Linked DNA regions of Homo sapiens: region 2 is linked to region 1. The links are chromatin loops, found by intact Hi-C in ENCODE. Cell type or tissue: HCT116. All regions are shown on one strand. Each heading gives the region's core, and the rest is flanking DNA. Links, peaks and the distances in the headings are about the cores only. Region 1 overlaps COPS2 (COP9 signalosome subunit 2). Region 2 has its middle 26 kb from the start of DUT-AS1.

Region 1 (5,000 bases), core at 1-5,000:
TTTACACAGGATTGTGCTTGGGATGACTTGAGGAACAGCAAGAAGGCCAGTGATGGAGCAAATAAAAACAGCAGCAAAGGATGAGCTTACATAGGGATCTGTAGGTCATGGTAAGAATTTTGGATTTTACTAAGGGAGATGGGGACCACTAGAAGATATGGAGCAAAAGAATGGCATAATCTGACTTACATTTTAAAAGGATCACTCTGCTACTTGTGGAAAACTGTAGCAGGGTAAGGATGAAAGTAAGGAGACCAGTTAAGAGGCTATCTCAATAATCCAGGTAAGAAATCATGGTGCCTTGGACCAGAGTAGCAGAGGTAGAAATGGTAAGCACAGTCATACTGGATGTAAAGCCATGTGGATTTGCCAATGGATTATTTGTGGGGTAATAGACAATGAGAAGAGTTAAGCATAATGCTAACGTTTTGGCCCTAGTCAATGGAAGAGAAACTCTTTATAATAAACAGGAGAATTTTAAAACTCCAAAGTAAACACTAATCCTTTGTGGAAAAGTCAATCTATTAATAATGCAGCCCTGGCAGGGTGCGGTGGCTCACGCCTGTAATCCTAGCACTTTGGGAGGCCAAGGCAGGCAGATCACGAGGTCAGGAGATCGAGACCATCCTGGCTAACATGGTGAAAGCCCGTCTCTTCTAAAAACACAAAAAATTAGCTGGGCATGGTGGCATGTGCCTGTAGTTCCAGCTACTCAGGAGGCTGAGGCAGGAGAATCACTTGAACCCAGGAGGCAGAGGTTGCAGTGAACCAAGATTGCACCATTGCACTCCAGCCTGGGTGACAGAGCGGGGGAAAAAAAAAAAAGGCAAATACTGTAAATGCATCTAAAAGAGTAAGTTTTCTTAAATAGAAAACTTCTGTATCCTATGAAGAATTTGTTTTTTTTACTTAGTATTACTATAGTCCCAACTGCAGAGCAGACTAAATATAAAAACACATCCAAAGAAGTACTTTAGAAAAGAAGATATAATAGTACTTTGTCGTGATGAGGTTTTTACCTACAAAATTTATTAGTTTAATTCCCCTCAAAACAAATCTTACCAACTTGAAGTTAATCTTAATCATTTGTTTCAGTGCTTTAAATCCCCATTCTCCTTTTTCACCTTCAAGTTCCAAAACCTAAAAAGAGGAAGAAATTTTTAGTTTATCTTAATATTAACACATTATTTTCTAATGATGCCCAATGTGTAAGTATTGAATTAATTTTATACTATATGCATAAAAAACATTTCCCCAAGGATACCACCATTTCTCAATGTCATTTTTCAGTCTTTAAAAAAAACAAGTTGTAAGATGCCTACATAAGGATAAGCAAGCTTAAAGTTCCTTCATCAGCAAAATAAAGAGCCACTTCTTGATTATTATATAGTTTCTGAAATATTTTTTCCCCTGAATAACCAACCTATGGTAAAAATAATCCGTAAGTGTATCAGTAAGTCAAGAAATCAAGCTATTCATAATAATGAAACCACAACTGTATGATTTACCCCTAAAAGAAACAAGATTGCAGTGATAATACCTACTGACCATCATGTTGGTGGTTCTTCTGCCAGAACCATCCTAGTTTTTCAGGACAATGGCCCTGCTCCATAGACAGCTTGATTGGAAAAAACATCAGGATAACCGTTTTGAAACACTTGCTTGTGCTGCCTAATGCTAACTGATAGGATAATTAAGTATTCAAAACACATTTCTGAGATAAAATCACCTGGGACTTATTTGTTCTAGCATATCATTAAAAAAATTAACACATAGAATCAAATGGAAAAGAATATAAACCTTTTGGAAACTGCTTAATGCCGCTTTTGGGTCATCTTCTTTTAATGCTTTGGAATTATAGTACTGATTTTCCAAATCCACATTTGGCTCGGAGTTACTATCTTCAGAGTATTCCTGTGTTGGAAAGAAAGAAATATTAAAAGAAAAAAAGAAAAGAAACCCACACGTAGCAACGTAAAAAGTGAATGCTGTTAAGACAGAAAAACCACATATTTTTACAAAACAAAACAACCTTGAATACATACGTAAAATGCCACTGATATTCAACTGTTATATAAAACCAGGGGTTGAAGAGAGGAGGAAGGAGGAGTCAAAATCAAGTGTATAGCAGAATATAATCATTACTTTCTTTCAGATGAAAGCTAAAATTTCTATAGAATCAACATAAAAGAAGAATGCAACCTAATATTGGTTAATGACCCCAATTCTGTAGTTGCTAAGCTTTCGTTAGTCATGAAATCTGAGGGAAACCTAACGTAGATGTGTTCTAATTATTAATCTTTGGTTCTGTAATCTAATTTTTCTATTCCCCAAGTCTAAATTTCATTATTGTAACACGGTTTAAAACCAGCTAGGATGGTAATCTACACATGGCAAAGTCATCTAGCACTAAATATAATTATGTTAATAAGAATACTTTCCTTATGTGCACTATACAACAGCTGTTTATACTAATGTTAACTTAATCAGCTTTATAACAAATCAAAATAAATAAAACAAAATGGATTTATATAATTTTATGAGACTTTCTATTACATGAGTTCAATTCTTAGTGGAAAAAAAACAAGGCAGAAGGGAAAACTGGAATAAAACAACTATTTTGTGGAGCAGTATAAACAAGAGTGTTACACAGTTCCAGGACATTCAACCTAATAATGAGGATTACAAAATACACATGGATTGGTATAATGGAAATTATTATCTTATGAGTCATAAGATATAGATTATTTCCTTCTCAGCTTTAAGTCATTACAAAGGGCAAGTTTATATCAAATTAAGAATAGTACCTGGAAACAAACACAAAAAGACAAGAATAGTTTTATAGTTATTTCTAAATCCAAATACAGGTAACAAATTTCTTTATGAGATATTTATGAAAAATTCTGTTACAGTCTCATAAAAGCATAGGAGTGAAGAAAGGTATGCTGTGTATAATAAGTTACTTGAAAGCTCAAAAATACATTAACACAAGATGAATTTTTCAATAATCAAGAGTGGCTTTGTAATGTGCGCCCTCTGGAGGATAATTCCTTCCTCGTGTGAAGACCTGAGTCTGTCAGTCTTACAGATTTAAGACCTGGAATTCCATTCTGTTTAACATATGAAAATCACTTGGAACACTTCTTTTAGGGACAAGATGAAACTAGGTAGTAAATAAGTTTCATAATTATTCATTTACTTCTTAACCCTTGTAATCTAGGCTTGACTACAAAGAAACTGATCAAGCTAAAAAAAAAGAGAAATTAGTAAAGAATGAATAAGCCAACCATACACAGAATGATGCTGTGACAGTGATGGCTTCAAACCTGGGTTTTGAAAGATAAATGGAAGTTTGCCCACTAGACAAAACAGGAGAGGATAAAGAGAATAGTACACGTAGTAACAGCATAAACAATGAAAGGTAACTATTTGTTGGAACATAAAAATCCTTATTGACTCTACCTTCAAAATAAATCTCAAATCTATCCACTCCCGAACCCCCTGCCTGCTACCACCCTACCCTACCCAACTACTTTCATCTCTCCACAAACTTTAGCAGCCTTCTCATTCTCCTTTTTAAGTTCTAATATCCTCATGGTTAAGCAGGTGAAATAATTTTCACAAAATGTAAATTATCTTATTCCTCTCCTCAAAAATGGTTCCTATTCCTCTTAAAATCGAGAGCAAAATCAGCAAAACTTGACTCCTGTGTCCAACCTTATCTCCTATCTAGTTCTCCCTCATTCACTTTGCTGCAGCCATCCTGGCCTTAACTCAACAAGTGCCAAATTCTCCCACTTTTATGTGCTATTTCTCTCTCTTTCCACCTCTACCTCTACCTCTCTTCATCTAGTTAACTACTGCTTATCATTTCAGATCTCAGCCTAAGGGTATTCTTTAGGGAAGACTTGGAGTAAAGAATCACAGCTATAAAACCTACTCTATGCCTTCGGAAATCAGCTCTTTTCTAATTGTTTTATTAAGTTGGAACAAATATAAACAGATTTACCATATATGATTTATCATACAATAACTAAAATAAAAACTTCACTTAACAGTGTTGAATAAGATAGAGGAATAGCTTGCTGAACCAGAAAATTACTTTTTTTTGCAACCCAAACCTTCAGAATGCAGCCTTGAACCTGGAAGTAAAATGAAAAGTATTTCTGATTTACATTGATCACAAAGTAAAAATTCAGAGTCCATTTATTTTTGGTTTCTTGGCTCAAAACAAATTAGAAAAAACAATTAGGTCAGGTTTCGAGAAGAGGAAAGTAGAAGCTGAAAGGTATACATGACAACAGTAGGACTAGTATTTTGGAGCTTCCCAGCAAATGAGAAACAGTATTTTAGAAAGGGAAGAGATTAACTTCAATTATCTGGAAATTACTGAACCAATTATAACATTGTTAAAAACAGGATCCTTGACATTTCCTGTCATATGTCACACAGTGTCTTGTCATTCAGTCACGGAATACTTATAATAAGAGTAGTTACCTGTAACTTCTGGGACCTGATAGATTTCAGATAGAGATTTCTAAACTTTAGATGTTACAACTCCAAAAAAAAAAAAAAAAAAAAAAATCACAATGACTGAGAAAAGATTTGATTCAGCCCTCTTCGTTTTGTGACTACATTCTTTTGGTTTTTCATATCATACGGATTAAGAAATGGCATGTATAATGTTTTTGCATAACTGCAATTCAACTCTTAAACAAATGTTATTGCTAAAATATATAAATACATGAGAATCGGCACAACTGATGTTCTACTGATTGACTACAAATAGACAGTTCCTTGTTATGATCTGCAACGCCATGTTCGTAGGCTTGAACCAGCCATCATGACATCACTAACCCATCATTTGCACCCCACTGAATCAATTATCACAAGCTGTGCACTACTGCAAATTATTCTTCAGTTATTACACAGGCATAATTTTTCAAACTCATGTTTTGAAGTCTTTGGAAGAACAATTCTATTGTTTAGGTGCTTCTACT
Region 2 (8,918 bases), core at 1,977-6,976, 790 kb before region 1:
AGGCAGAGGCGGGTGGATCACAAGGTCAGGAGATCGAGACCATCCTGGCCAACATGGCGAAACCCCGTCTCTACTAAAAATATAAAAATTAGCTGAGCGTGGTGGCGCATGCCTGTAATCCCAGCTACTTAGGAGGCTGAGGCAGGAGAATCGCTTGAACCAGGGAGTCGGAGCTTGCAGTGAGCCAAGATCACGCCACTGCACTCCACCCTGGCGACAGAGTGAGACTCCGTCTCAAAAAAGAAAGAAAGAAAGAAAGATGGGTAGGAATGACACTGAAAAACTGCAGAACTGCAATTGTGAGTGAATCTTTACAAATGAACTACCTGAGACAAAGGGAAACTAAGAAGTATTTGGTGTCAGGACACCAACCAGCCATAGCAGTTGTAGGACTAAACTCCAGGGTTCCTGGCCTGGGTCTAAAACCCTTTCCCCATCCATGAAAGGCATTAGCCCAAATTTCTACTGAGGTCTGAACCAAATATGAGTTTGGCCTTCGAATCACACATTGTTCAATACATAGGATAGTAACTCTTTGTGACTATTTTCTAATGTGCCATGGGCTAGAGAGGAAATACGACAAAATACTTTTCTACAAGGTCATTCACTTTGAGTATCAGAAAGAACATTCTACTTAGAATAAAATAAAATCCCAAGTGTGCCCATTTTAAAATCCCTGTGGGATTTATAATGGCTTAACTTTTAGTTGAGAAGAAATTTTTTTTTTTTCTGGCATCTTAGAGAAGCAGACAGAGAAGCAGAGGTGATGCTTTGACAAATAGTAGCATAGATCAGGATAAATGACAGGAAGCTCTCATAAAATATACTTCGATGAGAGCAAAGGCAAATAATGATATAATGCCCTGCAGCTACATGTTTGAAATGGAAATGTTTGGAATGAGGATGTTAGGGAAAATAATATTAGAAAAAGACTAATGCTGTATGAGGTTCCTGTCAGATGAGGAGTGTAGGATAATTGTGTAATAGTGAAATAATATGGTTTAGAAAAAAGAAGGTGCTGTTGACTGAGACTGTTTGATTATCATAGAAGAGATGAAACACTTTTTCATAGTCAGAAAAATCAATATACAGCCCAAGAAGAGAAGTCGTTTGATGATAAGGCAATAAAAACTTCAAAGGGCAAGTTAAAAATGTTTCCTAATTCATTTCAGCCTAAACTGATCCCTGCGCCCGTCTCACACTGTCCGCCAGCTCTTTTGCTGAAGTATGTTACCCTTTCTCCTTGGAATCATTACCCGGTCTCCTTGGAATGGAAACTGTGTCAGACTCCAGGGGTGAGTGGGAGGGAAAATGGTGCTCGCAGAAAGAGAGGAAGTGTTTTTTCAATTTAGAGCTAGAAGTAAGTGCTGACATTGTCTCATGTGTGTTTGGGGACAATGGCACAGGCCAGCGGTAACACATCCACTTTTCTGTGTCCCTTGCTCAGATGTGTTTGGCATGAGGCTGCAAAAGCCACGGCTACTTTATCGCACCCCAAATCTCTGAATCTCTGTTCTCCCTCCTGGGAATGTGAAATATGGACAACATGCAGTTTCTACCTTGTATTGTTAACATAATTATCCAGATGAATTCTCTTATTATTTCCCCACACATATTTTGAAACAAAAAATCCTTTCCCTTACGAAACTTCACTTCCTTTCTTCAGACGCACACCTTCTGTGGGGTTTGAACATTAACCTCAGCTGACTTCAGAGCTGCACTAAGCAAAGCCTGTGTTTTCTAGGCCAAAGTAGACAAAGTGAAGTGAAAGGAGCTGTTGCCAGTTGATGCTGACGAAGGTAGAAGAGAGGCTGGGTACTCACGCTAGGTTCCACCCCCTGCACCGCCCTCTCCCCCAGTACAGCTCATCTGGGAGTTCAGATTCCTCAGCCTTCTAGGTCACCTCTGATGAGCAGGGGCTGTGAGAACTGCTTAGCCTTTTGGCTACTGTAGTGTGGTTGGGAGAGAAAATACGTATTAATATTATTACTTAAAGATAGTTTTATTTGTGTCTATATTGAACATCTCTTGTTTAGAAGGCAAAATAATCATCTGCCTGCCACATTTTACTTCGTAGGCATAGAGTATCACCTTTTTTTTTTTTTTTTGAGACAGAGTCTTGCTCTGTTGCCCAGGCTGGAGTGCAGTGGCACGATTTCGGTTCACTGCAACTTCTGCTTCCTGGGTTCAAGAGATTCTCCTGCCTCAGCCTCCTGAGTAGTTGAGATTACAGGTGTCCGCCACCATGCCTGGCTAATTTTTGTATTTTTAGTAGAGGCGGGGTTTCACCATGTTGGCGAGACTGGTCTCAAATCCCTGGCCTCAAGTGATCCACCCGCCTCGGCCTCCCAAGTGCTGGGATTACAGGCGTGAGCCACCGCGCCCAGCCAGAGTATCATCTTTTAAACTGCTTTGTTCTAATATAATTATCTGTGTCCAAATTTTAGAATTGATTTTCATAACTTAAATTAGAATACAAATAATAAAAGGAAGAGAGCTAACATTTTTTAAGTGCTATATACACCAGGTGCTATTCTAGTTGTGTTCCTTTTACCTGAATGAGGTATTGTAAACCTAGGGGCAGAATTTACTCTTAGGGTGAAAACTGGTCTCTTTATTTTTAGGGAGTCAGCAAGCCATTCTGATGGGCTACTCAAATGTTAGAGTAGGATCTCAGAGCTCAAGGGCTTGTTTGGGCAGGCTGAGAAGGAGAGGCAGAGAGATGTGAGGGACTCAGGAGTTGGTGGCAGGGGTGGTTAGCAGGGGGCAGGAACGCCAAAATATGGTAGGAGGCTAATCAGAGAAAGGACCAGTGAGAAATTTCCTGCATCAAGGAGTGCCAAGACACTTCTTCTAAATTTATATTATGGAAATTTCTAGCATATACAAAAGCAGAATGAGAAGTATAATGAACCCCGTGTAATCATCACTCAGCTTTAACAATGATCCTCTCATAGCTGATTTTGTTTCTTCCGTATCCCTACCTACTTGCCCACTCCCAACCCCCAGTGAATTATTTTGAAACAAATCCCAGACATTGTATCACTTCACAGATTACATTTTAATCTGTTTTCCGAGCTATCTGTACGGTAGCTCCCCTCTTATTACCCAAACTTCAGTCAAATCCACTCCTTTAGTGTCAGTGGGACTTTAGAGGGGGACTAAAAGCAAAAGAGTTTGCATCTGGGCCAAAATGGGTGAAGAAAAAGTAGTGAGAAGCCTGATGCGCAGCCGAGATTAAGAATAAGCAGAGCTCCTGAGAATCCTTGAAAAGATTGGAGGTGAAGGGATGCTAGTTCTTCCATAGAAGTCAGATGGGAGTTTTATATAGTAGTGTGTGTGTCTGTGTGTGTGTGTGTGTGTGTGTGTGTGTGTGTGCTGTTATTAAAATGAAGAGTGACTCTGGAAGACTGGAAGACTTGGGGACAGCCAGACAGCTGGCCTTTGGGTTACAGTTGCATTTTCCAAGTTTCCTTTCCTTGCAAGGAAAGAAAATACTAAATTTAAACACCATCTTTCAATTTCTCAGTCAATAATTTCCTTTTCTGTCTCTTTCACAAATGCAGTTTCAAGACATCAATGCAAGGCATTTATTTTCTACGGCGCCTTTCAGAAACATGAAATCACTGAAGGAGCGTTGTTAAGCAATTCCAATCCCAATTAGGTTTGCAGCTGATGTCTACGTAGCCTTGTTTAAGTTACTATTCTTTAACAACTTGTGGTGTAACTAGCAAAAATTGTAAAAAGTGGACCTAGATTCTTGCAAAATTACCCTGTAGCGTTCTCAAGGTGGGGGAAAGAAAAATATGGACAACAATTGAACTAAATTTAATTTTATCAAGTTAATAATGCCTTTAAGATTATAGATAGGCCAGGCGCAGTGGCTCACGCCTATAATCCCAGCACTTTGGGAGGCCGAGGCAGGTGGATCACCTGAGATCAAGAGTTCAAGACCAGCCTGGCTAACATGGTGAAACCACATCTCTGCTAAAAATACAAAAAAATTAGCCAGGCATGGTGGCGGGCGCCTGTAATTCCAGCTACTTGGGAAGCTGAGGCAGGAGAATCACTTGAACCAGGGAGGCGGAGGTTGCAATAAGCTGAGATTGCGCTATTGCACTCCAGCCTGGGCAACAAGAGCAAAACTCCGTCTCAAAAAGCAAAACAAAACAAAAGATGATAGATAAACAGAGGAATTTGGGATTTGAAATGTCATCTTCTCTTAAGATGCATCTAGACAGTTGATAATTGCCCAAATAAGTTTAATATGGGATAGACTGCGAACTTTTTTTGCATGCAGATAGCATGAGTTATAGCTATTTCCTTATTTATATTCTAATAGAAAAAGAATTTTTCTTTGAGAAAAGAAAATGGCAACTTTACTATCTTTATCAGATGCGTTTCTGTCTTAAAAAAAGACCGAGGCTGTATGTGGGAAACAAAAATTATAACCAACATTAAGACAATATGTTGTTGAAAATACTGCTATCTAGAGGCCTTAGGAAATAGTATCTAGCAACCACTAGATGTCACTTGATGTTTGCTTTTTTGTAAAAGGTAGTTTTTTTGTTTTGTTTTTGTTTTTTCATAGTTTATCTGCAATTATAAGTCTACAATTCTCAATGGGTCCAAGCTGGCAGAAAACAAAATGCTGCAATATTTGAGTGAAAGCAGGCAAAAGTCATTAGATGAGAACAATGATTTTAACTTTAAATAAGATTTGGGTGGTTGCAGGGTTTGTATAATCTCTCCTGGCATTTGTAAGGACCAGAGAAGCCAGCAGCTTTGCCCTCCTGCTGTGTTTAAACAAAAATGGAAAATTGTAATGAACAGCTAGATTTTTCCTATCTTTCATTTTTTTCTTCCTCCTCCTTCCCCATTTTTAGGAGAATGTGACTTTTAAAATGATTGCCCTTTAATGAGGTTACTTGCAGCATTTTAAGATCAATCCTTCTTTGTTCAAATTTCTACCCACAAATCAAAACTGTTTTAATCTTCATTATCTCAGTAAAGCGCATGTGACAAAAGTAAATGGAGAAGACGTCTAGAAATGTTGTGAGGGTTCTCTGGGGTTATCCACTTCCTGTATTTGCTAAAACTCTAATAATCAGTTCCAGTAGAGACCATGTATCCTGGGGTTTTGTTTTGTGTAACAGCTATTTGTTTATTTTTTTTAACTGTCATTGTATTTTGGCTTCATGATGGTTAAATGAGTCTCCGTATTAAGTAAACCTCTCTGACCCTGCCTATTTCCTGTCTTGTCAAACCTTTCCTTGTAAGAATAACAGTGTTCTTTTATTTGGTAGTGTGCAGCATGATGTTTTTGGCATGGCCAACATTTTTGACTTGCAAAAATTTGTGACCTCAAGTGTGAGAGAAGTGAATGCTTTTTTCGGTACCTCATGGGGTCTCAATCTTAAAAAGTATCTTACGAAAGAATTATCAGCATGTTTATTTCCCAAACATCACAAATAAACAAATAGAAATAGCTTTTTTTAATAAGCTACTAAAAATATTAAACCAATGAATACTTGGTGAACATTTTGCTGCTACTAAACTTACATAATTTCTCAAACTGGCCTAGCTATATGAAGACACAGAGCTTTTATCATGTTCTGTCTAGTAATTCATATTTTTGAAAACATATTTTCAAACCAAAACACATTGTATGTGAGTGGAGTATGGCTATTCCAAGTCACAGAATGGAAGAAATATCTTTGTTGCCTCATCCTTATATACCTAGGTCTATTTAGTTCTGAAATGGATTCTATAAGATAAGAACCATCAAAATCAAAAGTCTCAATCAAATGCACCTCCTTTTTTTAAGGTAGCTAGCCATTTGCTAGCATTTTTCTCTTATCTTTTGGTTTATTTTTCAATAATGTGGACATTATGAGAATAAAATCATGGTAAACATCTCTTGCATTTAAAGATTGACAACTGCTAAATATTAATTTTGAAATATTGATAACTAATTAGAATCTGAAGAAAATAGATTGTGTTGATTTGAAGGTGTCATGAATAAATTCTTATAATCACATAGCAGTAGTTCTGAAAGTCTTGGCTAACAAAAATCTAAATATCTGCAGCAAATGGAATTTGATAAAAGTACCACCAACTAGTAGTTTTTTGTTTTTTATCATTGGCTAGAAATATAGTTCTAATAAAGAGCCTGTGATGTATAGGCAGTAACAAAGAAAAAGCTGAGGACTAAAAAGATACATTCATCATTCTAGTATGGAATATTTTTTCTCAAAATGTCTGAAACACAGAACTATAAGCTTAATTTAAGATTTTCAGCCTGAGCAACATGGTGAAAACCCATCTCTACCAAAAATTAGCTGGGCATGATGGTGCATGCCTGTAGCCTATAGTCCCAGCCATTCAGGAGGTTGAGGTGGGAGGATCAATTGAGCCTAGGAGTTCGAGGCTGCAGTGCACCGAGATCACACCATTGCACTCCAACTTGGGTGACAGAATGAGATCCTGTCTCAAAAAAAAATATTTTTTCTTAGACCTGTCATTCAAACTTCCTTTAATTATTCATTGTCATTAAGTATTTCTTTTTCAGAGCCAAATCCAAGGAGACTTAAATTGTATTATCAAGATTTATTTCATTTATACCACACACATATAACACATATACTTTCCTATACTATAGTTTTCAAAACACTATTGTGTTGTCTTCCTTTTTAGAAAAAAAATACAGTAATACTTGAAATTGTATTAGCATTTTAACTAGCCCAGCACCTATTTTTTTCCACATGTGGTTTCCACTGGTGGTTTTCATAGGCCTCTAGAAGTTGTAGGTGTAGCCCCTTGTAGGTACAGATTGCCTTGTTTAAATAAAGGAATCATTTTTTCTTTAATAGAACCTAATTTTTTAAAAGCACATTTAAGTTGTGCAGTTGTGATTTGAAATAATAACAAAAAGTGATTACACCTAAAAGTTCTAAACTGGTACAATATTATCATGCCATTAGCTGTGATGGAGCTGAAAGCTGATAGAACTTACACTTGTATCTCATGACTCTGTTTCCTTTGAAGTAAGCACTGGTGGCTGACCGAGTTTAATGTCCCAGCTTTTTGGATCTCTAAGAGGATTACAGTGTGATTTTATAACCTGCCACAAATTCCTCTCTATGCAACTTACTATGTGCTATGTATGTGTTTTTAAAAAAATCAACTGGAGCATGTGCCTGTAGTCCCACCTACTTGGGAGGCTGACTCAGGAGAATCATTTGAGCCCAGGAGGCGGGAGGTTGCAGTGGGCTGAGATCACACCACTGTACTCCAGCCTATGGGACAGGGAGAGATTCCATCTTAAAAAAAAAAAAAAGAAAAAAAAAAGCAAAACAAAAACAACAACAGCAAAAAACCAATTGGAATCAAAATGTGTTTTCAAATGAGTCACTTTATTTTTTATTTCTTAGAGTTTTCTGAAAAATTTTTTTTTTTTTTGAGACAGTCTCACTCTTTTGCCCAGGCTAGAGTGCAGTGGTGTGATCTCTGCTCACTGCAAGCTCAGCCTCCCGGGTTCAAGCGATTCTCCTGCCTCAGCCTCCTGAGTAGCTGGGACTACAGGCGCCTGCCACCATGCCTGGCAAATTTTTTTGTACTTTTAGTAGAGACGGAGTTTCACTGTATTAGCCAGGATGGTCTCGATCTCCTGACCTTGTGATCTGCCTGCCTTGGCCTCCCAAAGTGCTGGGATTACAGGCGTGAGCCACCGCACCTGGTCTTCTGAAATTTTAAAAATTGCTTCAGCATAGTGCTGAAATACTTTATGTATGTAATGTAGAAGTCAATACAACAATAAAAATATCAGTCCTCTCTCTACCCCTCTCCACTCTGAGTCTAAACACTTTCAACTGTTTGTGATTTACTTTCATGTTCCTAAATAATATGCAAGTGCAGTTATTTCATTTCGTTTCAAGTGTAGTCACTTTCTACTGGTTTTCTTCTGGGGCTGATGAGAATTTAGCTTTCTTACCATACCCCTCTGGCTGCATTCCTCCCATGCCCCCACTTTGTCCTTCCTCTCATCCTCCCAACATAATCGTCTAACAATATTCTGGCTAAATTTAAAGCTGAGTCATATAGTGTACTATGGTAACATGTTTATGTAACCTTTTGTGGGTTTCTTTTTTTCATTAGTAATAGCTTATTTTTTGTTGTTGCTTAGTTTTTTATGCTTATTAGGAATTTCTCCCTAAATTCTTTGGTAGAATTGTGATACTCCCTTGAATAGAGTTGGACTCTAAGATAATCTATCAGTTTCTTTTTCTTTTCATTTTTTTTCTTCTAGATGCTTCCCCACTTTAATTCCTTTGTCTCTAGCTCCTGTCACTCCTGACTACTCTGCAACTGCCATCCTGGAGCTCAGTCTTCATAGGAATCCCTTTCATCTGTGTCCTCCACGCAATTTCCTATTGCCTGTATCCCATGCTTTTCCAGTTTGGGTTTGTTCCTCACTTTGGTAAAGCACAATCTCCAGCAGCTGCTTTTTAAACATTTGAAAATTTTATTTTATTTATTTTTTTTTTTTTGAGATGGAGTTTTGCTCTTGTCACCCAGGCTGGAGTGCCGTGGTGCAATCTGGGCTCACTACAACTTCTGCCTCCTGGGTTCAAGTGATTCTCCTGCCTCAGCCTCCCAAGTAGCTGGGATTACAGGCACCCTCCACCATGCCTGGCTAATTTTTGTATTTTTAGTAGAGACGTGGTTTCACCATGGTGGCCACACTGGTCTCGAATTCCTGACCTCAGGTGATCTGTCCGCCTTGGCCTCCCAAGGTGCTGGGATTACAGGGGTGAGCCACCGCACCTGGCCTAAACATTTTTTTAAATTGAAGTGTACCAAACTGTTTGCTAAACTTAAATGCACTAACTTAAGTGCTCAGCCCAATGCATTTTTGT

What was found. Hi-C counts contacts between places; a loop is a spot of excess contacts. Peaks named below come from ENCODE experiments on the same cell type or tissue, not always from the same donor. Only the 100,000 strongest peaks of a DNase experiment are listed, where the experiment ranks them.
Region 2: a loop joins it to region 1, with 6 times the contacts of the local background. A loop is called at or near these places in 5 of 110 quality-filtered maps.

Annotation. Positions count from the first base shown.
Region 1 is chr15:49,143,165-49,148,164 of GRCh38, forward strand. It overlaps COPS2 (COP9 signalosome subunit 2), which reads right to left. Exons shown (of 13, transcript NM_004236.4): 2 at 1,801-1,914; 3 at 1,063-1,140. Among named protein-coding and RNA genes, the nearest start is that of COPS2, 9.9 kb to the right of the region's middle. In HCT116, for the core only: a CTCF peak has its summit at 3,025 (motif pointing left); a DNase peak (open chromatin) is centred at 3,047.
Region 2 is chr15:48,353,798-48,362,715 of GRCh38, forward strand. No RefSeq gene overlaps it. Among named protein-coding and RNA genes, the nearest start is that of DUT-AS1, 26 kb to the left of the region's middle. In HCT116, for the core only: a CTCF peak has its summit at 4,505 (motif pointing right); a DNase peak (open chromatin) is centred at 4,544.